Regions from separate parts of the Homo sapiens genome. Here all the other regions are linked to region 3. Evidence: chromatin contacts called from ENCODE Hi-C or POLR2A ChIA-PET data. All regions are on one chromosome and are shown on one strand. Each heading gives the region's core, a stretch centred on a gene start or an enhancer-like site at or near the end of the contact. The rest is flanking DNA. Distances are from core to core; before and after follow the strand shown. Region 1 has its middle 170 kb from the start of LINC00604. Region 2 has its middle 100 kb from the start of PTGER4. Region 3 has its middle 190 kb from the start of LINC02104.

Evidence for each region. Hi-C counts contacts between places; a loop is a spot of excess contacts on that map. ChIA-PET counts read pairs that join two places held with the same protein, here RNA polymerase II (POLR2A). Pooled maps may share reads with other maps.
Region 1: a map of PC-3 shows a loop between it and region 3 (3-fold over the local background). The contact joins two enhancer-like sites. A Hi-C loop is called at or near these places in 2 of 168 maps with a recorded cell type or tissue (PC-3 and endothelial cell of umbilical vein). POLR2A ChIA-PET finds 5 or more read pairs at or near these places in 1 of 52 experiments (H1).
Region 2: a loop to region 3 is called in a map of PC-3, with 3 times the contacts of the local background. The contact joins two enhancer-like sites. A Hi-C loop is called at or near these places in 1 of 168 maps with a recorded cell type or tissue (PC-3), 1 of 37 single-sample maps with no recorded cell type and 2 of 50 pooled maps.

What each region holds. Positions count from the first base shown.
Region 1 is chr5:40,408,559-40,413,244 of GRCh38, reverse strand. No RefSeq gene overlaps it. Among named protein-coding and RNA genes, the nearest start is that of LINC00604, 170 kb to the right of the region's middle. Within about 2 kb of position 2,829, at least 13 of the 41 ENCODE cell types and tissues checked have a DNase peak (open chromatin) inside an H3K27ac peak, as active enhancers do; they include PC-3, where a contact is called at or near this core.
Region 2 is chr5:40,577,238-40,582,312 of GRCh38, reverse strand. No RefSeq gene overlaps it. Among named protein-coding and RNA genes, the nearest start is that of PTGER4, 100 kb to the left of the region's middle. RefSeq lists an enhancer at 3,587-3,746. Within about 2 kb of position 3,757, at least 4 of the 41 ENCODE cell types and tissues checked have a DNase peak (open chromatin) inside an H3K27ac peak, as active enhancers do; they include PC-3, where a contact is called at or near this core.
Region 3 is chr5:39,711,936-39,716,758 of GRCh38, reverse strand. No RefSeq gene overlaps it. Among named protein-coding and RNA genes, the nearest start is that of LINC02104, 190 kb to the right of the region's middle. Within about 2 kb of position 2,963, at least 3 of the 41 ENCODE cell types and tissues checked have a DNase peak (open chromatin) inside an H3K27ac peak, as active enhancers do; they include PC-3, where a contact is called at or near this core.

The DNA.
Region 1 (4,686 bases), core at 1,580-4,079, 700 kb before region 3:
CCACGTACTTTTGAAGCTAATATTCTGCCTTTTACATTTTGAGGAATTACTTCTCAAAAGGAAGTTTGTAAAATAGCTTATGGGAGTTAATTTTGAGTGACCTATGCTTTAAAACCACTGGAGGAACTTACTTTAACCTTAATCAAGGGGCACTTAGAAGTATAAAAGAAGCATTGCAAAGTTTTCCAAACATGGATTTTACATTTGGATGGCCACTGGAAACAAGTACATCATTTTATTTCCTTTTGGAAAGTGTGTGTTGGAAAGTCAGACCTTTGGCAAGAACAGATGCTATCAGGATATGCAAAATCATGATGATGGGAGAACCAAAGACATGACAAAGTATGACGGTGATCAAAGAGACTTGCTCTGTGCCAGGTACTGCTCTAAGCTTCTTATATGAATTAACTTATTTCATCTTACAACTACCCTATGTAGTAGATATTATTACCTTTCCCATTTTACACATGGGAAAATAGAGAAGTAAGGTGTTAAATAACTTGTCTCCTCCTATAGCTTGTGAGAAATAGCCAGGATTGTCTGGACCTGAGCAGTCTGATCTTCTCAGAGCAGAAGGCCCTGGGGTCTAGACCTTCACCCTGCACTATATCACTAGTAAAGGGCTGGTTTTCTGGAAAACTCATTTATGCTTTTGCTAAACAAAGAGATTTTCATATTAAGACAAGTTCTTATGGAGGCAAAGCCATGAACTTCATGCCACTTAGAGCTTGTTTTTTTTGTTTGTTTGTTTTTGTTTTTGTTTTAATTATGTTTTAGAGATCAGGTCTTGCTATGTTGCCTAGGCTGGACTCAAATTCTCGGGCTCAAACAATCCTCCCACCTCAGCCTCCCAAGTCCCAAGTAGCTGGGACTGCAGGTGTGCAACACTGCATCCAGCTTTTCTTGATCTGTAATTCTTTAAATTTCTAGGGAAGACCAACATGAAAGAAAAATGTAAGCAATGGCAGTGCAGATGTGGTCTGGTGTCAATCTCCAGGGTACAATGGAGAGACTTGGAACCACATGCCCAGATGGAATGAGCTGTGCACCTGGGCCTCAATGGAGAGTCTTTGATAAATGGAAGGTGGCTTCCCAAGCAGTATGGACTTGCCTTGAACCAATGGTTTTTGTATTAGTTTTTAATTGCTACTATAACAATTACCACAAACTTAGTAGCTAAAGCAACACAAATTTATAGTCTTACAGTTCTGCAGGTAGGAAGTCTGATACAGGTCTTACTGGGCTAAACTCAAAGCATCAGCAGGGCTGTGTACATTTCTGGAAGCTCTAGGGGAGAATCCTCTTCTTTGCTTTTTCCAACTTTTAGAGGCTGCCCACATTCCTTTCCTCATGGTCCCCTTTCTCCATCTTCAAAGCCAGCAATGGCTGGTTGAGTTCTGTTCACATGGTATCACTTTGATCTTCTCTTCTGTCTTTCTCTTCCACTTTTAAGAACCCTTGTGATTATGTTGTGCCCACTCAGATAATGGAGGATGATCTCTCTATTCTAAAGTCAGCTTATTAGAAACCTCAATTCCATCTTGGTTCCCTTTTTCCATGTAACCCAACATATTCATAGGTTCCAGGGAGTAGGATATGAATATAAGTATTTTGGGGAGTCTTTACTTGCCTACCACAGTTTCCTAAAGAGTAAGGTGACTGGGGAAAAGAGGCATGTTTCAGCACATAGGGCTTATTCATTGAAGACTGGATGTTTGACTTGGAAGGAAAGCTTCCTTCCACTTGGCCAGTGAGATGCCTTTGGCAGTCACGCACACTGGCAGAGCACTAGTAGTGGAAGAGCTGTTAGCTGGCTAGCAGATAGGAGGGGAAGAGGCTGTGTCATACCTGGAAAGCCTGAAGTATCCTTGTTGCCTGAGGACAACTTGATTAAGCTGTTTCTAATGTTTGTAGAGAAGGAAGGTACTAAAGGTTTTTCCCTTAGCGAGGGAAAAGCCAAGCTGCTCCTCAGGTCAGGCATGGAGGGATGAGTGGAGAGGACCTCCTGTAGAGTTGGAATCTCAGTTAAAAGAGGTGGAAATATGAGCCAAATATATCTTTGATTGAAACAGAAACTCCCTTTCTTTCCTTTTCCCTTCCCCACCCTCACTTCCTTCCTTCTAGCTGCCAAATTTGTGCTGTTGCTGTGGTTTGGGAAGCTATGATTACATAAGCACTGCTCTTGTCTAAACAGGCTGTGTCCATAGTGTGAAAGCTAGGCTCATTCATATAGAAAACAACACTAAAGATAACAGCAAAACTTGACATCCACATTCGAAATTTTAAACTTATATTCTTTTAATGAGAGCGAAAGCAGTAATTAAAAAGGGCATGATTGGGGAGTGGGGGAGGTGTACAAAATTTACTTTAAAAATGGTACTGTTGACTGTTGGAGGCTTCTGATTTTTTTACGTTAAGCAAAATGGAAATAGTTGATTGAGACCCTAGAGAAGAATCATGTGATCTGAGTGAAAAGAAATCCACAGCGATTAGTCATCCAGTTGATGTCAAATAAATCACACAAAATGTTGCCTGTATATCGTGAAATGACTTTCTATTTTTTCCCCAGAGCAGACTACTCTTATCTTAGGTTGGTTTCCATGCATACCTAATTCCTGTTGTTTGGTGTCTGTGTGGACAGAATGATTGAAACAGCTGTGGACTTGCCTGACACTAAGTCATCAGCTATTGGAAAGAGTGCTTTGAACAAAGACATCATGCGCTGCCTGAAGGGAAGAGGAAGCCACAAACAGCATCAGAACATGAAGAAAATGTAGGTCACGGCTGCTACCCTGGTGATAGGGAGTACACTTTTATACCTTCATGACGTTGAAAGCATGAGAAGGATGCAGGGGGAATATACACCAGGAGACACATCATCTCTGAATACAAAGCGTAGAAATGTGTGTGTCTCAGACTTCCTTTTTCTTCTGAGTTAGCTCATTTAAGCAATCATATAATCGTACTTGGCGGATGGTGTGGGGCAGGGTGCATGTTTGTGCACTGTTACTGTGGAGATCTATTGCATATATTTTTAATTTTTACAATAGTTTTTGAAGGCTCTTTATATAAAAACAAAGCAAATACAAAACATTAATATACAAAGCATCAAGTCTTTAGCAAGTCTTTTGCCAAAATGAGCTTATTTCAGCATAAAGTGGAATAGCAAAATTTAAAGGAAGGGTAGGTGGCAACCTGATGAACTCCTTTCAATAAAAAGGATGTCCTAAATTTTCTTCTGTATTCATTTCTGTGCTTCCAATTTACTTGGCTCTAGATGTCTTAAATATGCTCCATGAACAGCTTTACTCGAAGGCACTAGGAATTTACAAAGGGGGAAAATTTTTAAAAAATATTGTCACACTGTTCTTTCTCCATGAAGTCCCACTTTCGCTCTTTGAGTGCTTCTTGCTGAATGTTTGCACAACATCCGGCTGCCTTTGCAGACGTGCCCTCCCACTCATCTCTATGGTTCCTTCTCTCCTTCCTTGGGCTGAGTCCTCCCCTCCTCTGGGGTCTTGATGCTTCCCAGAGCTCCTCCCTGGTAAAACTCTAAGCTGCTCTTGCAGGCTATAAGTTCATGCCCTTCCTTATGCATGGAGAATACTGGAAATAGAAGGCAGGTTATTTGTATCCATGACAATCCAGAACATTAAATTCGTCTGATAATGCTCTTTAACTTTTTGCAAGTTCTACCTGCTTTAGGCCCATCTGATAAGAATTTTAAAAAGAGGTTGGCAAACTATACCTGAGGATCAAATTCAGCCCACTGCCTCTTGTACAGCCTGTGTATTAAAGACCAATTTTATATTTTCAAATTGTTGAAAACAATTAAAAGAAGAATAATATTTCAAGACACATGAAAATCATGTGAAATTCCAATTTTGGCATCCACAAATAAAGTTTTATTGGGATTCCATTGCTTTCATTTGTTTATGTATTGTCTAAAATGTTGTTTTTGCACTACACTGGCAGAGTTGGCCTACAAAGCTGAAACATTCACTCTCTGGCTCTTTACAGAAAAAGTTTGTCAACCTCTGATTTAAACCAATTTTAAAATTTACATATTAATTTGCTAATGGTACACAAGAGAGAAAAATTTCCCAGGGCAGAAATTATATTTTTATCATTATTAAAACCTTAGTGGTTAACACAGTGATGTACTTGTAGCAGTTACTCAGTAGATATTTGTTGGAGAGATTTACAATGATCCAGCTTCTATGCAGCCTTTGGAAGAATATCTGTTTGGGGAAGCTTTGCCAGCAGGCAAGAGATTCATGTCTTTTCTCCTTAGCTTTTCTCTTCTCTGTATACATGTTGTGGAACATACACACCTAGAATGTAATCTTCTTTTTAACTGACCACAAAAATTTGGAATTTATCACACTTTCCACAATTGGAGATTTTATTCTAAAAATTATGTACTCTACTCAGAGGCTGTGTACTGGTTATCTATTACTGCATGCAAGTTACCCCAAACCCAGTGATTTAAAATAATAACCATTTTAATAAATTATTTATTTATATGACATACTTTTGTGGATTAGGAATTCAGGCAGGGCTTAGCTGGGGATTCTTCTGCTCCACACGGTTTCACTGGCATTACTGGAGAAGTATTCAGCCGGTGCCCAGGCTGCTCTGGAGGGTTCTGTGCCTGCTGCCTTGATGGGGATGGTGGGAAAGGGG
Region 2 (5,075 bases), core at 2,508-5,007, 860 kb before region 3:
CAGTAGAGCTAATTAACTTATCTTTTTTTATGGTGAGAATCTTAAAAATCTACTTTAGCAATTTTGAAATGTAAAATAAATTATTACTAACTGTAGTCACGATGTAGTGCAGTAAGCCACTAAAACTTATTTCTCCAGTCTAACTAAAACTTTGTACCCTTTGATCAACATCTTCCCTTTCCCATCCCTCACCCTCCTGTCCAGCCTCTGGTAATCACCTTTCTACTCTGTTTCTATGAGATTGACTTTTAAAGATTCTTCATATAAGTGAGATACAGTATTTATCTTTCTGGACCTGGCCTAATTCATTTAATATAATGTTCTGTCCATGTTGTTACAAATGACAAAATTTTTTTGTATTCTAAGGGTATATATTATTCAGTTGATGGAAACTTACGTTGATTCCATATGTGGCTATTTTCAATAGTACTGAAACGAACATGGGAGTGCAGATATCTCTTTGTCATACTGATGACAATTTCTTTGGATATGTACCTAGTATGAAATTGCTGGGTCATATGGTAATTCTACTTTTAGTTTTTGTGAAACCTTCATACTATTATACAAAATGGCTATACTAATCTACATTCCCACCAACAGTGAGTAAGGATTCCATTTTCTCCCATCCTTACCAACACTTCTTATCATTCATTTATTGATAATAGCCATTCTGACAGGTGTGAGGTAATATCACACTGTGATTTCCATTTGTATTTCCCTGATGATTAGAGATGTTGAGCATTTAAAAAATGTATCTGTTGCCCATTTGTATTTCTTCTTTTGAGAAATGTCTATTCAGATCTTTTTGCCCATTTTAAGTGGGGTTATTTGCCTTCTTGCTGTTGAGTTGTTAACCAAAGGGATAAAATATTTGTACACTGAAAACTAAAGAACATTGATGAAAAAAGTTGAACAAGACCCAAATAAATAAAAAGTTATCCCAGGTTTATAGATTGGAAGAATTAATATTGTTAAAATGTTCATGCTACCCAAAGTGATCTACAGATACAGTGCAGTTTCCATGAAAATTCTATCATTATAAACAGAAATAAAAAACTAAATCCTAAAATTAACATAAAACTAGGAAATACCCTAAATTATAAAGCAATCTTGAGCAAAAAGAACAAAGCTAGAGGCATAACACTCTCTTATTTCAAAAGATAAAGCTATTGTAATCAAGGCAGCACGGTACTGGCATAAAAACAGACAATGGAACAGGATGAACCAATGGAAAAGGATAGAAAACCAAGAAATAATGCAAATATTTAAGATCAGTTGATTTTCAATAAAGGTGCCAGGAACACACAATTGGGAAAGAACAGTCTGCTCAATAAACGGCACTGAGAAAGCTGGATATCCACATACACAAGAATAAAGTTGGACCCTTATCTTACACCAGATACAAAAATCAACTCAAAACTGATAAAACTTGAACATAAGACCTGAAACTGTAAAGCTACTAAAAGAAAACATAAGGGGCAAAACTCCATGATATTGATCTGGACAATGATTTATCAGATAGGACTCCAAAAAACACAGGCAACAAAAGCAAAAACAGACAAATGAGATTACATCAAACTAAAAAGCTTCTGCACAGCAAAGAAACAACTAACAAAATGAAGAGACAACCCATGGATTGGGGGAAAATATTTGCAAAACACATATCTATCTCATAAGGGGCTAATATTCAGAATATGTAAGCAAGTCAAAGGATCCTTTAAGTTTTCTTTCTATACTTTTAAGTTATTTTCAGGATGGTGAAATTATTTAGTCTTAAAGCTATTTTTATCTTTCAGTTTCTGTCTCTGCTTTTATTGACTCATTCATTTTCTCTTTATTCTGGATTATGTTGAGGGTATGTGTGCCTCTGCACTATGCCTGGTCAGGATACAAATGTGAGAATTTACAACAATCCTTATCATATATTTGGGTCAGCAGCACCAACAAGTATCATGGCACAATACTGTCTTACTCCCTGATGTCACCACAAAGGCTATGGCCTCTGACAAAGCAATTTTACTTTTTACTTTAAAATTCATTATAGAAATATCATAAAGTGGCTTATGTAAACATTTCGAAAACAATGTCTATTTTTTATCTTATGCTGTTTCAGTTGTGTAACATTTGCAAATCTTTCCAAAGACAACTATATTCTAAATATGCCTTTTTTGAGCTTCATGTTTTAATTATAGTTTTTGGGTATTAAGTGATGAGATTTATATTCATCCTATTCAGGGTTTTATAAATTAGAATAGTGGTTCTCAAATGTAGTTTGGGCAGATATGGGATGGTGGTTGGTAGTGGTTTCAAAGGAATTGCAATTTCATATGCGTATCCAAACATTTTCTTTGGTGGAATAAAATATAATGACTTATATTCATAAATACACACATACAAAAATATGTAGATGCTGAGATTAATAAAATGAAAATTAATTAAAAAGAATTATCTAACTTATGAATGCTTCTTATCCTATTGTATTTTCTCAATCAATAATTACTAAATGCTTAGTTACCACCACCTGTGTTCTCAAATATTTTTGATGTTAAAAAAGATTTTCTTAGAAAGACTAGAAGCCACTAACTTAAATCATGTCTTTTAATAGGTTTTGTTATTTCTTCATGAAAATTCCAAATCTGATTTTTCTTTGCTGCTGGAACGTGCTTCCCATTTGCTTGAGCATTTTAGTTTCTGTCTTCTATACTTTTTTCAATAATGTTTTTCCTTAGGAGTTGTTATAAAAAGTCACAGAATATTTTTTGTTGTTATGCAGGGGTGAGATAGTAATGTGCTGTTCTGTTTCTACCACATTTTGCTGACTATACTAAGTACTTTCTAGGTTGTTCTGGTCATAGCTACTTGCTGGTCCTATCTTTTAGGAAACTGAAGTTACGATTCTTTCTATGAATTGGCTTTTTGTAGTTTTTTGAAGCAAGAGATGACTTCCTGCAATGTTGCCTGGCCTAATTGCTTACACTTTCACTCCTCTCTGGATCTCCCCTTCTGCCCCAAAATAGAAACATTAAGCTATCATCACGTCTGTCCATTCCTTTCTTCTCCTCCTCCTCCTCTTCCTCCTCCTCCTTCTTTTAAATCAACCTCTCCCCCTATATTGGTTCTTTCCCCTATTAGCATCTTTCAGTTCTCCCCACTTCAAAGTAAAACCTTCTCACAACTCTAGTTACCCCTCTCCCTTTTCACTATTTATCGGCACTTCTTGAATTCCTGCTTACTTTATTTATTTTTTATTTTACTTTAAGTTCTGGGATACGTGTGAAGAATGTGCAGGTGTGTTACATAGGTATATATGTGCCATGGTGGTTTGCTGCACCCATTAACCTGCCATCTAGATTTTAAGCCCTGCGTGCATTAGGTATTTGTCCTAATGCTCTCCCTCTCCTTGCCCCCCACCCCCTGACAGGCCTCTGTGTGTGATGTTCCCCTCCCTGTGTTTACTTTCAACACTTTCTCACCTCCCATTCATTCCTTAGCATGTGACCATCTGGCTTTTGCCTTTGTTATTTGTCAGAAATGACTCAAGCGTAGGTAAAAATGGAATATACTAAAAATCTCACAGACACTTTTAGTTCTGATATTAGTTTGCTCTCTGTAGCATGTGAACTACTCACACTGCTTGGATGGGGCTGTGCTGTGCAGGCCTCCACGGCTTTGCGTAGGCTGTTTCTTCATCCTGGTGTGCTCATTTCCTTGTATATCACTGGCTAACTGCTATGTTTCCTTGATGATTCAGTTTAAATAAGTGTCACTAATTTGAGAAGCCATCCCCACGCTCCCTCTTAGCTTCAGGCTGTTAAGGGATCCTAGAGAACCCTGTATGTATGCTCTCATGTAACACATTCTATTAAAAATGTTCAATGTTAATTTTGACTTTGAATAAACGTTCTGTGTTCATTATATATAAATCAGAAAATTCTATGAACATTAAAAAAAAAAGGCTCCAATAACCTTATAACCCAGAGAAAACCACTACTAGTATTTTGGATTTTATCCGTCCAATGCATGCACATACACACATGTTGATGTAGCCTGTTTTAAAAAAAATCTTAATAATGTATCCCAAATATTGTTCCCTCATCTGCATCACCATTTTCAAGGCCTTGGTCTATTCACTTTCGATGCCTTCTAATTTATTTAAACCATTCCCTTTTCATGGATATTTACTTTGCTCCCTCTCTCTTGCTTTATTTAACAAACTACAATAAATGTCTTGTACCACCATCTTTGTACCTTGTCCCATTACATCCTAATAATAAATTTTAAGCAGGGGATTTGTCTGCGCAAGAGATATTTACAGTCTTAGAACTTCTGACATATTTACCCATATTAACTTTTAGAAAAAATGTTACCTTAGTTTACGAGGGTGACTGACCACATACTGTTGTAATTGCTGGCTTGTTTGCTTACCCTTCTCCCTAAATTTTTGGTACTTGAGTGTCTTTTCATGGAGATTTCCCCAGAATGTCTGCTATACTAAAGGTACTCAGTAATTATTTTTTAAAGGAATCAATCTATATTTTTTGTGAGGAGTTTCTTTCTGTGTTTTTCAAAGAAGAGTATTCACGCTGGCTTTGAAAAAACTTTTCCAAAAATAAATAGATTAGGATACATCTATGAGTGGATCACATTGCAGCCATTGCAAATGTTCATGTAGAAGTATGACAGTTGTTTACAATATGGTGTTGCCCCAAAAGAATAGGCTATAAAACAATATGTATAGTATCATTCCATTTTATGCATAAATTATATGCATAAAATTATATGCTTATAAATTGTACCTGTATGCATAAATTACATTTACAAAATGGAAATTGGGATGTACCATGTTTTATTATGTGTATTAAAGGAATTCCCAGTAATCTTTTATAACACATACACGAACAGTTTAAATTGTTATTTAAATTAGTATTAGATAACAGTTAAACTGTTATTTAAATTGGTTATAAAATTGATATTTTCCCAATCGTCTCTTCTTTTCTCTTCACTAAGAGATACAAGAAAGACAAGGGTTATAATTCTAGTTCAGCTAATATGATATAGAATTATTTGTCCAGTTT
Region 3 (4,823 bases), core at 1,714-4,213:
TTTACCCCTCCAGATCAGTCACCACATCCCTCCACTCAGTTCTGTGCTATGGGAGTCTGACCTTATAGATTGCATCAGCTGCACCCAGCGCCCTCTGGCTTCCAATTTAGTTTGTTTAATGGAAGGTACAGACTGGCTAGCAGAGGAAAGTTCCCTCCCTACTGGGCCTTAGGTGGCAGTTGCTGGGTTTCTCTTCCAATGGACTTCCAGGAGGTCTTGTCTTTCAGCTATCCTAGCCTAAGGGTAGTGCTGGCTCTTTGCTCCTACTATTTACACTTTCTTTGGCTGGTCCACATCCTTGTTGGCATTGACAGTCTCTAACTTCAGCTCTTGTGATAGACGTGTATCTGTATTTCACTGTACTTTAATTTGCAATTCTCTAATCAATTGTACCTAGCCATTTGCACATCCCTTTTGTTATCCTTATTGATCATTGGAATACACTCTCTTGTGAGGAGTCTTTGCCTGTTTTCTAAAAAAATCAATTGTCAGGTGAGGCGCGGTGGCTCACACCTGTAATCCCAGCACTTTGGGAGGCCAAGGTGGGTGGATAGCGAGGTGAAGAGATGGAGACCATCCTGGCCAACATGGTGAAACCCCGTCTCTACTAAAAATACAAAAATTAGCCGGGCGTGGTGGTGCGTGCCTGTAGTCCCAGCTACTCGGGAGGCTGAAGCAGGAGAATCGCTTGAACCCGGGAGGTGGAGGTGGCAGTGAGCCGAGAGCCTCAGGTTGGCGACAGAGTGAGACTCCATCTAAACCAAAAAAACAAAAAACAAAAAATCAATTGTCAGTCTTTTTATTATTATTGTTTTGTAGGAGCTCTTTATTCTGAATACAATTTATCAAATATGAGTCTATGCTTTGCTTTTTAACACTTAATGTTAAAATGTATTTGAATAAAAATAAATTCTTAATTTTAATGCAGTTCACTTATAATCTTTTTTGTATGGTGTGAGTTTTCACACTGTTCGAGAAATCTTTGTTTAAGAAGATCTTCATGAAACACCAACTATTTAAAGGTCTTAAAGATTTTCCCCTATTTTCTTCAGGAAGAATTATTGTTTTTCTTTTTATATTTAGGTATATGATATACCCCTAATTTTTGCCTATCCCATATATCGTAGGTCAAAGTACATATTTCCCATATAGATTTCCAGTTGACCTAGATCTTTCTAACTCGCAGAACTGCGACAATGCTTTTGTCACATATCATCTCATATATCATGTATGGAACTGTCTCTGGGCTCTATATTTTAGTTCATTGGTATGATTGTGCTTGTACTAATCTTACATTGTCTTAATTGCTGTGCTTTTGTAACAGGTCTTTACATCTGGTACTGTATAGCTTTCATTTGTTCTCTTTTGAGATTACCATAAGTATACTGGATCTGCATTATAGAAAGTGCACAAATTTTCAAAAAAAGATGGAATTTTGATTGAGATTGTATTCAAGCCATAGATCAATTTTGGAAAAATTGACATAAAAAAGATTGAGTTCCAAATTTTCCTTCCATCCTGTAGGTTGCCTTCCATCCTGTAGGTTGCCTTAAACACAGCCTTAGCTGCATTCCATATGTTTTAAAATATATGTGAATAACCTTTTCTTTATTGGAAACCCCTTTCAGTGGTTCAAATATCCTGCAAGTAGATATATAGTTAATAATTGCCTACTACGAGTGAAGCACAAGGTCCAAGATTGAATAATTTTAAATGATATTTTGGAAGAATATGGAGAGGAGATATTAGAGAGGAGTATAAAAGAGCTAACTTTTCATCTTATTTACTAGGAAGACAACAGATGACATTTAAGACAAAAAATAAGGAAATATTAGGATAAACATGATATTTTCAAATACATAGGTAAATACCAGAAAATAAGAAACTTTTAAAAAGCTAAAATTGACTAGCCCAGGTAAACAGAAATAGTGAGTACCAAAAAGTGAGTCAGAGGGCTTTTTTTCCTACTGCATAACTCTAATTTTTTAGTTCCATACATGTAGTTGTTTGACAATAAACATCATTTTTATTTAATTTATTAAAAAGACTTTTAAAGAAGATAGAATTTTGTGAAAGATTTGATATTTTCCTTGAAGAACACAATGTTTTAAGCCTAAAATATAGCTAAAATACATTTATGCCACAACATTTCCTTAAGGAAATTGTGTTTCTCAGAAAACACTGAAATGTCTAATTTCTTCTCACACCTGATTTGTTAACGACTAGTTGCAATATAACATTATACTCAAATTCTAAGTTGTCCAAACAAGCACAAGTCTGAAGTCTAAAATTAGCTACTATCTATTGGATTGTGGCCCAGGTAAATTCGTTTGTTCAGTGAAGCAAAAATACTATACATGTGGAATAGTTTAAATATTATTTTTTAAATGTATTATTATTCTTGTATGTATTTGGCTTATGTTTCAAAAGGAAATAAAGCATAGAAAAATGCACAGTTCACTACTGCCCTCTGCTGCATGGAAAGGTGAAGAGAAAAGTGCTAAGAGAAGACCTGCTACCTGGCCTGCAGTGATCTGATTTGGGAATTCAAGCCATGTCATGTCTTCTAGTAAAATGACTCCACCAGCCATTCTCTCTGTAAAATATGCTGACTGAGAGTCCTTGCAAAATGGACCTTGGATTAAACTGCTAGTATTTTTAGAACACCTTCAGATTTTGAGAGAAAAGAGAGTCATTTAAGAAAATAATTCATCAGACAAGATGTTCATGAAGCAGCTACTATTTCAGAGACAGCTCGGGAAGAAAAGTATCTTATTACTACTAGGTCAGTATGGCCAGTCAATGATAAAATCCTATTGTTATAAACTGACATAAGCCAATTTGATCCTTTAGAAGCTATGAAGTCTTTTTTCAGTATGTGTTAAAAGACTCCAGCTATGGGAAGGGAAGACTACATCCCTCTCATTAACAGGCAGCCTGCTGCAATAGGAGCAAATCTTTAACCGTTTTCTGCCAAACATAATGTTTATTGGCAAACAGGAAGAAGAAGTTATCCAACCTAGTCATGCAAGCTGGGAGGTTTCTCTGTCCTCAGGCACTCCCACAAGCAAATGTCAATGCCAATCTTTCAGCAGAATTGGCCAACTCTCTTGTGAGGCCACAAAATGACTCCTCTGTGAAATAAAGTAGGATAGTGGTGGGGGGAGTGGGAGGCAGAACCAAATATAGCATCTACTCTGAAAGACAAAAATATTTTCTTACATTGACAAAGTAATATTATCTTACATAATAAAACTAAAAATTATTTCTGAGTGTTATCTCACTCCTGATTCTTTTAAAATCCTTTGCAACATTTAAACTGTGTCCCTTAATGCCTTTCTGGTGATGACGTCACTTGCTGGATGGTCTTCTACCAGCAGGGATTTCCCACATTGGTTGGGAATATATTCTTGGGTCCTTTATTTTGAGGCTGATGAAATGATCTCATTTTTTTTGTCAGGTAAGGTGACAAATTTCTCTGTGATAGGAGTGGGGATACTGGACAAAACAGAGCTTTGGTTTTGAGCACTTTTTCAGATATCTGTTGGTCATTTGCATGTGACCTTTAAAAAAAGGTTTATTCAGGCCCTTCACCCACATTTTTATTTAGGTGCTTGTGTTTGTTCGCATGTTTTTCTATTGATTTTCGTGACTTCCTTACGTATTTCGGCTATTAGTCATGTATTGTATATATGGTTTGTAAATATTTTCTTCCATCCTGTAGGTTGCCTTTTCATTTTGTTGTTTGTTTCCTGTGCTGTGCAAACACTTTGTAGTTTGATGTAGACCCACTTGTTTATATTTGTTTTTCATTACCTATGCTTTGAGGGTCATATTCATAAAATCATTGTCAAGACTAATGTCATGAAGCTTTTCTTGTGTTTTCCTCTAGGATATTTACGACTTCAGATATTATGTATGTATAAGGCTATTTTGAGTTGAACTTTGTGTATTGTGTAAGATAAGAATCCAATTTTATTCTCTTGCATATGGTTATCTGGTTTTCCAAGCACCATTTACTGAAGAGACTATGCTTTCCCCTTGTGTATCCTTAGTACTTTTGTACCCATGCATGGCTTTATTTCTGAACTCTCCATTCTATTCTGTTGGTTTATGTGTTGGTTTTTGTGACAGTAACATACAGTTTTGATTACTGTAGCTTTATAATGTATGAAAAAGTGCTGTGCTCAACATCATTAATCATCAGGAAAATGCAAATCAAAACCACAATGAGGCATCACCTCACACTTCTTAGGATGGCTATTATCAAAAAGCCAAATGACAAGTGTTGGCAAGAATGTGGAGAAAAGAAACCCTTATACTGTTGATAGGATTCTAAATTGCTATAGCTATTATAAAAAAGAGTATACAGGTTCCTCAAAAAATTAAAAATAGAGCTACAATATGATCCAGCAATCCCACCTCACTGCTGAGTATGTATCCAAAGGAATTAAAAACAGTTCTTGAAAATATATCTTCACTTCTATTTTCACTGCAGTTTATTCACAATAGCCAAAAGGGAAACAACTTGTGTCCATTGATGAATGAATGGATAAAGAAAAAATGGTGTGTGTGTATTTATATTTATGTTTATATACAATGAAATATTATTCAACCTTAAAAGAGAAGGAAATCCTGCCATGGATGAACTTAGAGGACATTATCCTAAGTGAAATAAGCCAGACACTGCAAGACAAATACCACATGATCTCACTTACATGTGGAATCTGAAGAGAAACTCATAGAAACAGAGACTGGAGATGGTTGCCAAGGGCTGGGGGATTAGGGAAAGGGGGGATTGGTCAAAGAGTACAAGCTTTCAG